2 separate regions of the Homo sapiens genome follow, and region 2 is linked to region 1. The links are chromatin loops, found by intact Hi-C in ENCODE. Cell type or tissue: PC-9. All regions are shown on one strand.

Region 1 (8,000 bases):
GTGTATTCTGCACTACTCTGAAATTTAACCACCTGGAAGAAGTTATGAATAAGAAAAAAAATTCTCTGTCAATTATTTCTAAAGGTCATAGAGTTAATGACTAGCTGGAAGGTTAATTAGATTCTGAAAACCTCTTCATATCAATTAAATCTCTTATCTTTATGTTTTAGTAAATAAACTGAATAACTATTTAGAGCTACTGTTCTAGGGTAAGAAACGTTGTAAACAGTAAAACTACACAATGGGTGTTTGGGTTTTTTCCTCACATTAAAAAAAAAAATAGTTATAGCAGGCATGGTGGCTCACACCTGTAATCCCAGCACTTTGGGAGGCTGAGACAGGAGGATTACTTGAGCCTAGGAGTTCAAGACCAGCCTGGGCAACATACAGAGACTCCAACTCTACAAAAATAAAAATAAATTAGCTGGATGTGGTGGTGCATACCTGTACTCCTAGCTACGCAGGAGACTGAGGTCAGAGAATCACCTGAGCATGAGAGGTTGAGGCTCCAGTGAGCTGTGATCATGCCACTGTACCCCAGCCTGAGTGACAGAGCAAGACTCTATCTCAAAAAAAAAAAAAGTATTACAAAAAAGTAGATATATGAATTAATAATAGTAACTTATTTTAATAATAGTAACTTATTTTATAATTTCTGAATTACTTTATTTTTCAAAAATAAAAGTGTGCATATTACTATTTAATCATAAACAAGTTCCATCACTATGATGTCAAGGAGGAAACCATTTCATAGAAAAATAGACCAAAGTTACCCTATGCATGAGCTACTACTAATCTAAAGCCAACTTCACTCTCAGTTATTTCAATAGGACATAAGTTTATTGATTGACTCTGTGGTTAGTTCCAGAAACCCAACCCCTTTGAAAGTTACTGTACACATTTGTAAATAAATGGTATATTTAGCACCTATACTATGACAATTATAAACTCATTTGTGTCATGTAAATTTTCTTTGGATAATATAACCAGACTTCAGATGAAAAGACATAGATCTGCATTAATCTGTAAGGTAGCCTAGCCACATGTGGCTATACAAATATAAATATAATTTAAATTACATAAAATTAAAAGTTCAGCTTTTCAGTCTCACTATCCACATTTCAAGCAAGATGTGACTAGTGGCTCCCAAATATAATTGTCCATTATGAAAGAAACCCTCTGTTGGACAGTAAATGACGAAACTGGTGCATCTAGTGTTCTCTTTCATTCAAATAACTGGCATGGGCTGGCCGAGGTGGCTCATGCCTGTAATCCCAGCACTTTGGGAGGCCGAGGCAGGCGGATCATTTGAAGTCAGGAGTTCAAGACCAGCCTGGCCTACATGGTGAAACCTCATCTCTACTAAAAATACAAAAAAAAAAAAAATTAGCCAGGCGTGATGGCACACGCTTGTAATCCCAGCTACTCGGGAGGATGAAGCAGGAGAATTGCTTGAGCCCGGGAGGCGGAGGTTGCAGTAAACTGAGATTGTGCCACTGCACTCCAGCACTCCAGCCTGGGTGACAGAGCGAGACACAGTCTCTAAATAAATAAATAAATAAATAAATAAATAAACAAACAAACAAACTGGCATGATGGTTAATAGATACAGCCCAATAAAGGATATGTAAACTGGAGAGGTTGCACCTGGCTACTTCACCTTCCATTCCTGCAGCAGGCATTTATGACATGCCCACTGTGCGTCAGTCAGGACCTGAGCCAGGGCAGAGAAATCCAACCAGGAAAGTTGAATCACTCAGTTGGCATTTACTCCAAGGAACAGAATATTTGTTAAAGTCTATGTGATTTTGTGGAGAAAGACGAGAAAATGGAGGGATCACTGAAGCTGGAATTGCCCTGAGGAAGAAGAGAAAATGGAAAAGGCACAGGAAAAATGAGTAGTAAGAACGTAGAAATAAGCTAGGTCCCTTGTGAACTTTTCCAACAGGAAAGAAAAGATCATGCGTGCACACGGTTTCTTCTGATTTTTCTTAATTAGTATGTGCGGAATTTTATCTTCATCCAGACTCCATGATTGGTTTTCCTTAACTGTAGTTGTTCTGAATTAATTTCATGTGGGGGAAAAATAAAGCTACAAAGTGATTTTTCTAAAGAATATTGTTGAAGCATTGTTATGAGAGTTCATCTTTCAAATTTTACTTCTAGGATATAGGACTTTAAAAGCTCCACAAATTTGAAGGAAAGATGGAGATTAAAAATTCAGTTCCAGTTACAGCAACATCACACACTCTCATTCTCTAACGGAGGGCGAGTTATGTAACCTTGCTGGGCTTTAGGTTCCTCATGAGTTAATGCTGTCTACCCTGAGCTCCTTACGGGGCTGTCATGAGGATTGCAGGTTATAACAGCTGTCAGAGCCCATTGTCAACCCTTAAGTTTTAAAAAATTAGTTTTATTTTCAAAGTCAAGAGAAAAAGTTCAGAGAAGAAAAAATGCTAACCAAAAGAAAGACAAAAATTCTTAATTTACGACTGCATAGTTTATGCTAATAAGTGTATTATTTATAAGTAAATATTGAATGATTATATAAATAACTGTAGCATTTTACATAAATTAAGAAGATCTAACAAAGGTCAACGAATTGATTTTTTTTTTCTTTTCCACAAGTATTTATTAAGTGTATGTGCAAAGTATGGTGTTCACGGCCCTCCAGGGCCAGTAGCAGTCCATGGTGGACAGAATATACACAGTATTTGTTCTCTCATTCAGTAGATATTGATGGACATGAAGATCATTTGCTAAGCATTCTGCCAGTTACTGGTGATGCATCTGTGATTATGATACCCAATTATCTGAACCATAATAAGATATAGACAAAGTACAGTGGGCTAACAGAGGAGAAGGAAAGCAGTTACAACTGTGAGCACCTGAAAAATCTTACTGTAGATTTCAGATGAAGGCATGGCCTTGAATAAGTAGAATAATTTGATATGCTAAGCCAATCTGAGAACCATTTTTCCCATTTAAACTAAAAGTGAGACTAATAAATGTAGTGATATATGGACATTAAATGCATATATGTATATATATACACACATATATGTAGTATGTATATGTAGCAGCCTTTATTTTTTGTTTTCTGTTAGCACTGGATTTTTTAATGTATGGTTTTTCTATAAACAGATGGTTATAATTTCTAGAGAAATTCCATAGAACACAAATGTTAGAAAAATGCAGTGAATTTCATTGCCTTTAAGCTTAATAAAAGGTTCAACCTTAAAGTTGCATCCCACATCGTTAGTTTAACTTTACAGATGAGATTTTTTTTTCCCCTCTCTAAATTCTAAAACATGATACATCTGGCTGAGAGGCTGGAAAATTGTTACATGCCTGTGCAACATTCTTACAACCTAATCAGTTCTTCAACTTTTCTCGCAGTTTAATCATTGGAGAATGTTCTTTGTTTTTGTAGTCACTGTTTCACATAGTAACAGCTTGTTGTATTTTGGTCTGTTTGCCAGAGGGTAGGTTTATTTTTAAAACCCTGAACTCTGAATTTTTCTTTATTTTTCCAAGATTGAAAGCAGCTGAAATGCCTGGAGTTACAGGTTGAAGGCTGCTTCACAATATGTGGAGGAAGCTTCTTTCCCTCCTCCCTTTGTGTGTGTGTGCTTTTTTTTTAATTTTTCCCTAACAAATGTCTTCTAACTGGTAGTTGTCTAAAAATAGAAAACTGCTTAACTAAAAATAGCCTGGCTCTCAGTCGTGCCAAGGAAAATGGAGAGGAATAGGCGTGGAATAGAAGGCTGAGTAATCCAGTTCTATTCATTCAGAGAAACCTTTGAGAATGCGGGCGATGATAAAGTGCCCTCAAAAAACCACAGGCCCGACTCTCTCTTCAGACTTCTAGGTGCCAATAAACATTTTAGCCCCAGGATACTTTTTTTTTTTTCCTCATAGGTTGTAAACATTTTCTGAAAGACAAGGCTTTGTTTCAGGGAACCTGACAAACTGCCATAAATAACTAACTTTCCTAAGGTCTTAAAAATTCATATTTGTAAGATGTATTTTAAAAGAGAATCTTAAATGAAAGTATTGTAAAATAATGTACGTCGTGTAATAATTAACAGAGGAAACTCTGTTATAATAAAAACCACTTACTGCTTGCAATTAAACTCAAAACTTTAAGGAGTTTCACAGCAAGAAAATTATTCCTGTGACTCATTGTACCTTAAGAGAGCAGCTGACTCATTTTAGTTTAGCTCCCTGAGACATGAAATTCTCTTGTTCAGTCTGTATCCCCTTAACATGCCAACATTTAGTCTCTTTCTTAAAATTATTATTTTCACTCAAGCAGATTTTTACTTTTAATCTTTAAAATGATGTAGAAACTACTTTGAAAAATAGCATTTCTGGAGTAGGATGGCTTTTAGTTTCAACAAATGGAATTCTGAGTAAGTCATAAAAAAATACGTGTGTGTGTGTGTGTGTGTGTGTGTGTGTGTGTGTGTGTATGCCAGTTTTGCAATGGGAATGCTTTTTTTTTCTATTTTGTTTTGCTTAAGTAATCTGTAAACCAGGTCAAACATAGCAACAGGGTGTGGAAATGTCAGCACAGTTCATAGGGTTATACGAGTCTGAGCATTGTTATGTTCAGTTCCTGTAATGCTGCTGGTGATAAGACTCTTGAGACAAAAGACGATAATTGATGGAAAGAGGCTTAAATCATTGCTAGAAGAATCAAGGTCCTTGTATCTGTGTACATCGACTCTTCTGGTCTCCTTCCGTCTTGTAAAGCATTTTGTCGTCTTGCATGTTGGCCCCCTACTGCTCTTTGTAATGGATGCAGACCACAAGTGATTCCTTTATGCAGCATACAGGGTGTAATTGTGTCTGTGTGGTGTATTAGTAATTACCAAGCTGAATTCCCATATTGTATCTTTACTGCAGGCATGGAAAAATAGGACATACAACCCTGCGAAACCATTTTCAACCTAGATAGTGAGCCACTTAGAGCTGTATTCCAGGGACAAAGCCTTTTACATGAATACTTTTTAAACAAAATTTTCATTGTTGAGTCATTTGTACCATGCAGGATAAATTCAGTTTGGGAAATTATTACCTTTGATATTATATTATTCATTTCTGACTCTTCAGCAAAGTCTGTAATATGGAAAATATTGGTTCTTTTTAACTGCTGAAATAAAAAATATTTTTAGATGTAATAGTGATATGAGCTATGGTAACTATGCTAGGCTATCATACAGAAAGAGTACTACGTGAATTACTACATATAATAGATTCTGTAACATTTATAAACATGAAATAATATAGTTATTTTAGTAGCATTTTATCTTAAACAGTTATATGTTATACATAATTTATCAATATTGGCTCAAGCATTGTTAAACTTCAGAAAAAGCTGACAAAAAATTTTGTTACAGTAAACAGATATAAATTATTAATTTCTTTGCTATAAAATTTGCATCCATCCTTTATGTATTATGTAGCTGATATTGATTTGACTACCTCCAAATCATTGTGGATTTGAAATGTCTACAGTATTATCTGTAATAGAAAGCCAAAATAATGCAAGCAGCTTGGCTTAAACAAAAGAAAGTATGCTTATTCTATGCATCAAATGCTTATAATGACAGTTAAGAAATATTAAATAGAAGTGCAAAGAAATTAATACAGCAATTTCATTATCGATTTTCAATGCAGTTAGACTTATATTGCAAATTATTCATTAAAGCATTCAAGATTTTTGTTATATTTTTACCTTCATTTCTGAAAGTGGCCTTCCAGTATGTATATCTTAAAAATTTGCTTCCACTTTTATATGTAGATTTTGTTTTATTCAAGCAATAATTATTAAATTCTTAGGATATACAGAACTTTATATTGATGCCAGGAGAAATACAAGTTTGGAAGACATTGTCTGTGACCTCACAAAACTTACAGTCCAATTAAGGTAGAAAATACATGTGGGAATCAACTGGACAAAACAACGTAATGAGAACTATGGGGTATTTAGAGGGAGGCAACATAGCACAGTGTTGAGGAGCATCAGTTCTGGAGATAGACTGCCTGAGTTCTATATGTCCTTGGGCAAATTACTTAGACTGTCTGTTTTATTTTTTATTTTATTTTATTTTTTTTGAGATGGAGTTTCACTCTTGTTGCCCAGGCTGGAGTGCAATGGCGTGATCTCAGCTCACCGCAACCTCCACCTCCCGGGTTCAAGCAATTCTTCCTCAGCCTCCCGAGTAGCTAGGATTACAGGCATGTGCCACCACGCCCAGCTAAATTTTTTTTGTATTTTTAGTAGAGACAGGGTTTCTCCATGTTGGTCAGGCTGGTCTTGAACTCTCGACTTCAGGTGATCCGCCAGCCTCGGCCTCCCAAAGTGCTGGGATTACAGGCGTGAACCACTGCACCCGGCCAACTCTCTGTTTCTTAATCCCATCGTCTGTAAATAGAGGTTAATAATACTATCTTCTGCTTAGCTGTTATGAGAATTAAATGGATAAACATTTATAAAATGCTTAGAACAGGGTCTGACACTTGGTAAGGTTTACAATAATGATAACGACGACCATGATGGCAGTGCCGCTCCTGATACCATGTCATCAAGCAATAAGTGGTAGAAAGAAGTTTAAAAGGTCAGGACAGGCAGCCATGATTGGTAGTCCTTTTTAGGCTCAAACAAGTCAAATTCAGAAAGATGGATATCAATTGATGAAAAACGTGGGCAAACTTTCAAAAAACCAAGTATGCAAAGAGTCACAAGAAAAAAGAAACAAGGGCATGAAAAGTATTAGCTTGATATGAAGAGAATATTCACATAAATAAAAAGATATAAGAAAGATGGCAATGAAAATGGGAAGAAGAGACAGGGAAATCAAGCACTCTAAATATTTGATGTGGAATTAAATGTGATACAATTGGCATCAGAAAGACACTCCGTGGTCTCGAGCAGTAAATTAGCATAATGACAATTCTTGAGAGAGGTTCCGCTGGAAAAGACAGAAACAGTTGTGAAAAGTGGAAGTGCCAAAATATTTTACGTTTTGTAAGTATGTATATGTGTGTGTGCTAAAAAGCCTGAAAGCTTTCACCAAACTTATATTTTTATTTCATAGGACAAGTTGCTTCAGAAATATTCATATAATTTTAGTTTGCACTAATAAGGTGCACATGCATTTCTGTGACTGAGGACTATTTATCACATACAGTGTATTAAAAAAGCAAATTATAGAGGCCTCAGGAGGTTTTTTGTTGCGTTTGTTGTTTTCGTTTTGCTTGTTTTTATTTTTTTTTTTTTTGAGATGATTTCATGCCCATTGCCCAGGCTTCAATGCAGTGGCACAGCCTTGGCTTACTGCAACCTCCAACTCCTGGGCTCAAGTGATTCTCCTGCCTCAGCCTCCCAAGTGGCTGGGACCACAGGCACATACCACCACACCCAACGAATTTTTGTATTTTTTGTAGAGACAGGATTTTGCCATGTTGCCCAGGCTGTTCGAATTCCTGGGCTCAAGTGATCCTCCCACCTCAGCCTCTCAAGTGCTTGGATTACAGGAGTGAGCCACTGTGCCTGGCCTAGGAGGTTTATTTTAAACTATATAAGCTTCTTTACAGTAAATTGAAACATAAATCAAAATCTTATAAATTTAGAAGTTCCTAATGAAGTAGTGCACTTTTTAATTTTTAGACAGAGTCTCGCTAGGTTGCCTGGGCTCTTCTCAAACTCCTGGGATCAAAAGATCCTCCTTCCTCAGAACATGTGCAGTTTTTTGTTTTGTTTTGTTTTGTTTTTGACAGAGTCTCACTCTGTTGCCCAGGCTGGAGTACAATGGCACGATCTCGGCTCACTGCAACCTCCACCTCCTGGGCTCAAGCAATTCTCCTGCCTCAGTCTCCCGAGTAGCTGGGACTACAGGCATGTGCCACCACACCTGGCTAATTTTTGTATTTTTAGTAGATACGGGGTTTCACCATGTTGGCCAGGCTGGGTCTTGAACTCCTGACCTCAA
Region 2 (8,000 bases), 250 kb before region 1:
CCCTTACAAGTATAAATGCCTAAGATGGAGACTGGAAGGAACTGTCCCATCAAAGGGAGCGTTCATGGCTTTCAATCTTTCCCCAGCTCTCTCTGGCTTCTTAGCCATTGCCATTTCGCAAATACAGTATAGGGAACAGCAGTTTTATTAGTGTAAGAGAATGTATGAACTACACTCCATTGAGTTACGATAGCTAAGACAGTCATTACACATGGCCCATTTTCTCATTATGCTCTCTCTTAGCATCTCCTCACTTACAATAGGCTAGTCTATCCCTCTTCCTTTTTCTCTGGGGTAGCCTATTCCAGAAGACTTTCAGCCCCTTCCCTTATTTTTCTCAAACCTACCGTATTGCAGCCTCCCAGACACTCTCTTCCCTTCTCTATTGCACTCCTTTAGTCTGTTCTCATGATTTCAGATTTATACTGTTAAATACCAGTCCAGTCTCTGAGCATTCTTTGCTCACTTGTGATAAACCAAACAATCACATTTCTTCCACAGAAGCATCCTGACATTTATCACTCTTCTTTAAGTTTTCATGTTACTCACTGAAATTCTAAAAGCAGTCGCCAAATCCATCTGTGAGGTAATCTTTTCACTGTATTGTATTTTGCTATATTAGTGGTGATGATGAGAAAAGGCCCAATTGTCAGACAGCAGACAGCCAGGTAGAATCCCGGTTCTCTGCTATATACCATTTCTGTGTCCTTGGGTACATTATATAAGCTCTCTGAGCCTGGTTTTTTTTTTTTCCATCTACAAATTGAAGATAGGATAGTCTCTGCCTCACAAGGTAGTTGTGAAAATTAAAAAAGATCCTGTGTGTAAATCTTCAGCACAGTGCCTGGCACACAATAGGTACTTAATAAACATTAGCTACAAAACAAAACTATACCAAATTGTTTTAAAGATTATATCCTTAGCTCCCAATTGCAGTTTGAGGGTTGTCACCCAGATGTACAATTCCATGTTTAGAAATATTTTATGCTAGAGAATGAGAAATATGGTATGTGTCTGTGAATGTAATTTTAATCTCTCCTATACTCACCTGCCTCCATATCTGAAATCAAGTAATAAAGGCCTGCATTTCATATGATGTTGTAAATTAGCACTAGGAAAAATAGAAAGAGGTAGAAATGTAGTCCCTCCCTTCTGAAATCTATCTAGAAAAGAAGGCACACTGCATAGTATTCCATGGTGTATATGTGCCACATTTTCTTAATCCAGTCTATCATTGATGGACATTTGAGTTGGTTCCAAGTCTTTGCTATTGTGAATAGTGCTGCAATAAACATATGTGTGCATGTGCCTTTATAGCAGCATGATTTATAATCCCTTGGGTATATACCCAGTAATGGGATGGCTGGGTCAAATGGTATTTCTAGTTCTAGATCCTTGAGGAATTGCCACAATGTCTTCCACAAAGGTTGAACTAGTTTACAGTCCCATTGAACAGTAAGAACACTTGGACACAGGAAAGGGAACATCACACACCGGGGCCTGTCGTGGGGTTGGGGGAGAGGGGAGGGAAAACATTAGGAGATATACCTAATGTAAATGACAAGTTAATGGGTGCAGCACACCAACATGGCACATGTATACATATGTAACAAACCTGCACGTTGTGCACATGTACCCTAAAACTTAAAGTATAATAACAATAAAAAAAAAAGAAAATGTGAGGCTCAAAAAAAAGAAAAAAAAAAAAAGAAGGCACACAATCGACAAGTAAATAATAGCCACAAGAGAGCCCATTCACAAATCTGTAATACTTGTTGGCTAAATGAGTGGCATAGACAGTTCTTTGAGTTAAGACAATCCCTGCCTGACATGTCCTAGGAAGTATTCAGGGAGTGAGAAGAATTCAAGCTTGGCCTTGAAACACGGGCCTGTTTGGATCAAGTTAGAAAAGTAGAGTGAACATTACCAGCAGTGGAATTTCAGAAAGAGTAGCCCAGAGTCTGGTCAGAATAGAGTATATTCAGTAGAGAGTTATGTTCAGAATTTTGCTGGAGCACAGTAGGAAGATTTTGTACCTACATTCAATGAAAGGCATAATGGGATTAACTTATGTTGAATTCCTGGGTATGGACTTTGACTTTGAATTTCCCATTGTGGTCCATTGAGTATGAGAAAGAAGTTTCATGTGGAGATCTCCTAGCAATTGATAGTGGTTCATTAGAAATCTGTGTTCTTAGGCCATGGGCTCTTAGGCAAACAAAGAATGATTGATTACTAATGTCTACCATGAGGAGTGGGAAAGAGGTGGCCTATATGTTTTAAGTCCACCATGCAGGCAATACAATGTGAATCAATGAGTGCAATTTTAGACAAAAAGTAACATGATAAAAGAGATGTTTTAAAAAAGATCAATTTGGCAACAGATCATTGGATGGACTGCTAAGAGAGACAAAGCAAGAAAACCAGACCTGTTTTGCCAGAACCAGGACAGCAACCATGTAAATAAACATAGAAGAAGGAAGGAATTTAAGAGATTGTAACGGCAATTTGGCCAGGTGTGGTTGTGTGTGCTGGTAGTTCCAGCTTTTTTGGAGGCAGAAGTGAATTTCCTGAGTGCAGGAGTTTGAGGCTGCAGTGAGCTATGATTATGCCTCTGTACTCCAGCCTGGGCTTACAGAGTGAGACCCCATCTCTTAAAAAAAAAAAAAAAAGTAAAGAAAAGAGATTTTATTAAAAGCAAATCAATATACCTAGCACAAATACTAAAGGGTCTTTAAATCAAGTTGAGACATTTTGATTCTTGAGAAGGGTACCATATTGGCTAGGTCTTATAACAGGAAAGCCTGGTTTATTTCATTCATCTATTACCAAGTATTGTCACTTAGCAGAAAGTAAGGGCATTTGAGATGGAGTACAGATAAGCTCAGACAGATAATAGATAAAGAACGATTTGGATGTGGTGCCTTCTAAGTTCAGTGAGTATTTTGGTGAACCTGGTAAAAGTTTGATGGCAAAGCAGGGGCCCACCTAGAGGGAGTCAGTGACCATGGGCAGAAATGGTGGAAGACACTAAGCATAAATCTTGCCTTTGTCATGATTTTGACCAGTAGCTCTGGCCATGGCTTATTTCACCCACTCTTATCTTTCCATTTTGTTTACAATGTGTACAAAATGGCACCATGGCAGTTAAGCCAGAAGCAAAGACACAGGGCTGAAGCCAGATCTAGTTTCAAGGACAGGTAACTCAAAAGACCTCTTGGAGCAAGGGCAGAGGGAAAAGGGACTGTCCCTATAATCATTGACACTGCAAGTTTATTTATTTATTCATTCATTCATTCATTGAGGGACCATTATACATGAAGCTCTGAACTAAAAGCCATTTCAGCCAGGTGCAGTGGCTCATTCCTACAATCCAAACACTTTGGGAAGCTGAGGTGGGAGGATCACTTGAGCCCAGGAGTTTGAGACCAGCTTGGGCAACAAAGTGAGATCCTGTCTCTACAAATAATGATAATAGTAGCCATTTTAAAATTATGAGTAACGTACATATCCTCCAGACACTTACGCTTGACCCAGCAGAAAAGACATGCATATATTAAAATGAAGGAATACAGTGAGAAATGGCAGAGGCCATAAATAGCAAATGTCCCTGCCTTGTATCTAGCCAGTAATAGTCTTGGATATGCTGCTTTCTGGAATGTCATCAGTAAGATATCAGAGGGAAATTCACAAGTTAGGTGAAGGGACGTATGATCTGGGAGACAGGAATAACCACTCACCTAAGTGCTGAATCACAGCGATTCCCCAAAGCTAGACAAAAGGGAAGAACAAATAAGAAGGAGCTGTTTGCAGAAGGACTGGCCCTGACTGGGGCTCCCTTCTCATGGCACAAATATGTTGATTATGTATCTCCAACCAGGCTGAGGGAAAGACGTTTAGAACATTTCCTTAGACAATGGTCCAATTGAGAGGTCACTTCCTGCCACTTTCCATCCCCTGAGGGGGAATCCCATACTGGCTCCCGGTACACAGTGATGGCTGTTGAAAGCCAGGGTTCCGAACAAATGCCTGCTTGCCAGAGTCATAGGCTTCTAACTTTGAGGGTAAGAGATGAATTACACATGAGTATTCATGCTAAAATGTCCACTCAAATATAATGCAATCTGTACAGTTTTTCCATTCACATCGTTGCAAAGTAACTGTCAGTGTTTTCCTATGCTTCGTTTACTCTATATTTTTTCATATCATCTGAAAAACAGAAATTCATTGCTCCCAAATGAGCAACATTTTGAACTCAACCCTGACCCTCACATGTAAAAATCTGTGCCGTTGAAAAGAAACATAAAGTGTTTTGTTGTTTTGTTCTGTCTCTTCCCCTGAAAGCCATCCAAGGGCAGAATCCTGTTGCCTGCATTCACAATGAAGATGACATGGAAAGAACATGGTATTTTAGACAGAGCTTTCAAAAAAATCCATATAAGGGCAAAAAGAAACATTTGATGCTGAATTCTTTCCTAATTTAAGACATTGAGTCCAGTTTTAATTTTTTATTTTTTCGAATAAAGGAATAAGAATTTTAAGGCAAAATGCTCCTGGGATTTCTTGTGTGAGCTGAAAGAAGTGATGAGCAAACATTGTCCAAATCACTGAAGGAATTCCAGACAACCTAAATGTCCCCTTTGTGTGCGTGGTCAGCACCAGCCTGCACAAAAGATCTTGTCCTCTCTGGCACCCTCGTCTTCATCACTTGCGTCTCGGCATAACTCCATACTCTAGAATTTTAAACATATTTGTGTGTTGTTTTGCAACTGCTGCCAAGTTACTTCATAAGAACATTGCATAACCTGATATGATGCTTATCATAGCAGATGATCCGCACTAGAATCACCTGAGGTTTCATTAAAATGCAGATTTCTGGCTGGGTGCAATGGCTCATGCCTGAGATGCCACTACTTTAGTAGGCCAAGGCAGGACGACTGCCTGAGCCCAGGAGTTCAAGACCAGCCTGGGCAATATAACAAGACTTTGTCTCCATACACACACACAAAAATTCTTCAAAAATCAGCTGGGTGCAGTGGCAGGCACCCCTTTAGTTATAGCTACCAAGGAGGCTGAAGTGGGAGGATCGCTTGAGTCCAGGAGTTTGAGGTTGTAATGAGCCACAATCATGCCACTGCACTCCAGCTTGGGCAACAGAGAGAGACCTCAACTCAATTAAAAAAAAAATCCACCCAATGTAGAGTATCTATTTAAGGGGCCTGGGTATCTGCCCTCTAAGAAGACAATCCTGGGGTTTGCAACCACTTTGTAAAGAATGCTGGACTTTGAACTCTAATCTTAGTTCCACCATTAAACGTTCACTGTGGACTTTCAGTCAGTCATTTAAGTTCTGTGCCTCAGTTTTTTCAACTGTTACATAGGGTTATTGTGAGGTAATATATGGAGAAGTACTCATATATATAAAAAAATCATGTATGCACCTGTGAATTCCTTAGTGAGATGATAAACTATGAGACCCAGGAATCTCTTTAGAGTATTTTCCTATTGGCAATGTCATATTTGTAGCTAGATTTCTGTAAATAGCTGATTAATAAACTATATAGCATATTACAAGTGTTAGAAGCATTTGCACCCTGATACCTTGAGAAATTCAATTAGCCCTCAGGAGTCCAGACCAGTATAGGATTTACCTTGGCACCTTTAACACTAACCAGGGTCTTCCCTGGGACTTGCAGTTTAATTAATTATCAGAGTTGTCTCACAAAGTTCATAAGGTGGACATGTAAGGCCTCTTTGCCAATTTATATAACTGCCAACGGAAAAACAACTCATGAAGCCTGATAAGTCAAGTTGCCCTACCCAACAGAAGATTAGAGTAAAAAGTTTTGTTTTTAATTTTAAAAAGTTTTATTCAGGACAGTCTTAATCAGTTTGGGCTGCTATAACAAAAGTATCATAGACTGGGTGGCTTAAACAACAAAAATTTATTTCTCAGTTCTGTAGGCTGGGAAGTTTGAGATCAGCATGCCAGCTGATTCAGCTCCTGGTGAGGGCCCTCTTTGTGATTTTCCTTGCTGTATCCTCACATAGCAGAGAGAGAGGACTCTGGTCCTTTCCTCTTCTTATAAGAGCACTAATCCCATTATAGGGCCCCCCTCATAATCTCACGGAATTTTAAGTACCTCCCAAAGACTTCACCTCCAAATGCCATCACACTGGGGGCATGAATGGGGAGAGGACACAAACAGTCCATAGCAAGGACATTCTTTTATGCTTTCTCATGTCAAATATTTGAGAACTATATGATATCCCTATTTCACAAACAAATAAACTGAATCATAGGGAAGTTAAGTGGCTTGTGATATGTCTGTCTCCAGGAGATGGAAAGACCTGCCAAAGGGTGGAGCTGACTGCATGGGCCTGCAGGGTACCCAGAGAGTGCTGAGGCTGTCAGCTGATGGTCACCACGGTGACTCATTTCTGCTCTGTTCCAGGGCTGACCAACTCTCTTTTTCTGAATGACATATTTATTTCTTTAAATATGTTGTTTTAATTCTGATTTAGGTCAATTGTATTGGCTCTGAAGACGTCTTGTGAAGTCAGTGTTACCTCAAGTTCATTTTATATGGTAAAAGGATGAACTCTTTTTTACATGAATAGTTACACATTTATGATCATGGTTATTAGGAAAATATATATAACCAGTATGTCAAATCCTAATTTCAAAAATAGTATTACAAACATGAGGTTAATAACTTAAAATGATGAATTCATATAAAGTTAATTTAGTGAAAAACATTAAATAATTGTTTAGGTATTACAGAGATATCAACAATTTGTGGAAAAAGTTTACCAATAACAGAAGCTTGGGCTGGGCGTGGTGGCTCACACCTGGAATTGCAGCACTTTGGGAGGCCAAGGCAGGCAGATCACTTGAGGTCAGGAGTTTGAGACCAGCCTGTCCAACATTGTGAAACCCCGTCTCTCCTAAACATACAAAAATTATCCAGGCATGGTGGCGCATGCCTGTAATCTCAGCTACTCAGAGGCTGAGGTAGCAGAATTGCTTGAACCTGGAAGGCAGAGGTTGCAGTGAGGCAAGCTTGCACCACTGCACTCCAGCCTGGGTGACCAGAGTGAGATTCTGTCTCAAAAAAAAAAAAAAAAAGAGAGAGAGAGAAAAGAAAATAACAGAAGCTTGGGAAAGATGGCTTTAAATTGACTTTGTATACCTTTCTCTATTCCACTATGAGTTGACTTTTTAGTTAACTTTGAGAAAAGAATATGCATTTATTTTGAAGTTCTTCAGGGAGTGCCTCAAGGTAGCTTCTTTGAGCCAACAACATATATGACCTCATCTGATTTTAAAATGCTGATTATATGACCCTAAATCACACAAAATATAAAGATAGTAGTAATAGCTCCTTTTATTGACTATTAGCATGAATTTACACACTGTTCTAGTCATTTCATGCATACTATTGTTCATTATCAGAAGAACTCCTGTAAGACAGGTATCGTTATCCCCAATTTACAGGTGTGGAAACTGAGACTGTAAAAATGGAAAACTCCCTACAGCCCCATAACTTACTACATGTCAGTGCAAAAAACCTAAGCAAAGCTGTCACTTCCTTAAGCCCTTGTTCTTTTTCCAATACAAGTTACCTCTCTATATTAAATTTCCTAAAATATATTGCAAAAGTATTTTTAAATGCCTTACATAGTAAAGTTTTGGTGAGTATACTGTACTTGTTGAAAATCCAGAGGCTGTGGGGTGTGTGTGTGTGTGTGTATGTGTACTGAATTGATTCCGTTTTTAACTGGGTCATCTTTGGAGTGGTCTTGTCAACCAACGGTCAATACCTATCCCCAATCAGGGTCAATCAGATTTTCTTTCTTAGAAATCTAAGCTGAAGACTACTTGGCTAAAGAAAAGAGAGAACATGTAAATGTGGATGCTGTGAGAAAGTAGATGGAATGAAGGATGAAGAAGCAGAGAGAATACTGAAGCAGAGGTACACCTAGAAGCAGAGAGGGGA

The links. Peaks named below come from ENCODE experiments on the same cell type or tissue, not always from the same donor. Only the 100,000 strongest peaks of a DNase experiment are listed, where the experiment ranks them.
Region 2: a loop joins it to region 1, with 6 times the contacts of the local background. A loop is called at or near these places in 2 of 110 quality-filtered maps.

What each region holds. Positions count from the first base shown.
Region 1 is chr5:88,781,754-88,789,753 of GRCh38, reverse strand. The region is part of intron 3 of MEF2C (myocyte enhancer factor 2C); the gene reads left to right. Among named protein-coding and RNA genes, the nearest start is that of GSCAR, 89 kb to the right of the region's middle. In PC-9, no CTCF peak of the experiment used is centred here; DNase peaks (open chromatin) are centred at 3,393, 3,803, 4,193 and 4,613; H3K4me3 peaks cover 2,072 bases; H3K27ac peaks cover 2,455 bases.
Region 2 is chr5:89,033,162-89,041,161 of GRCh38, reverse strand. The region is part of intron 3 of MEF2C-AS1 (MEF2C antisense RNA 1); the gene reads right to left. Among named protein-coding and RNA genes, the nearest start is that of MEF2C-AS1, 150 kb to the right of the region's middle. In PC-9, no CTCF peak of the experiment used is centred here; a DNase peak (open chromatin) is centred at 3,881; H3K27ac peaks cover 1,529 bases.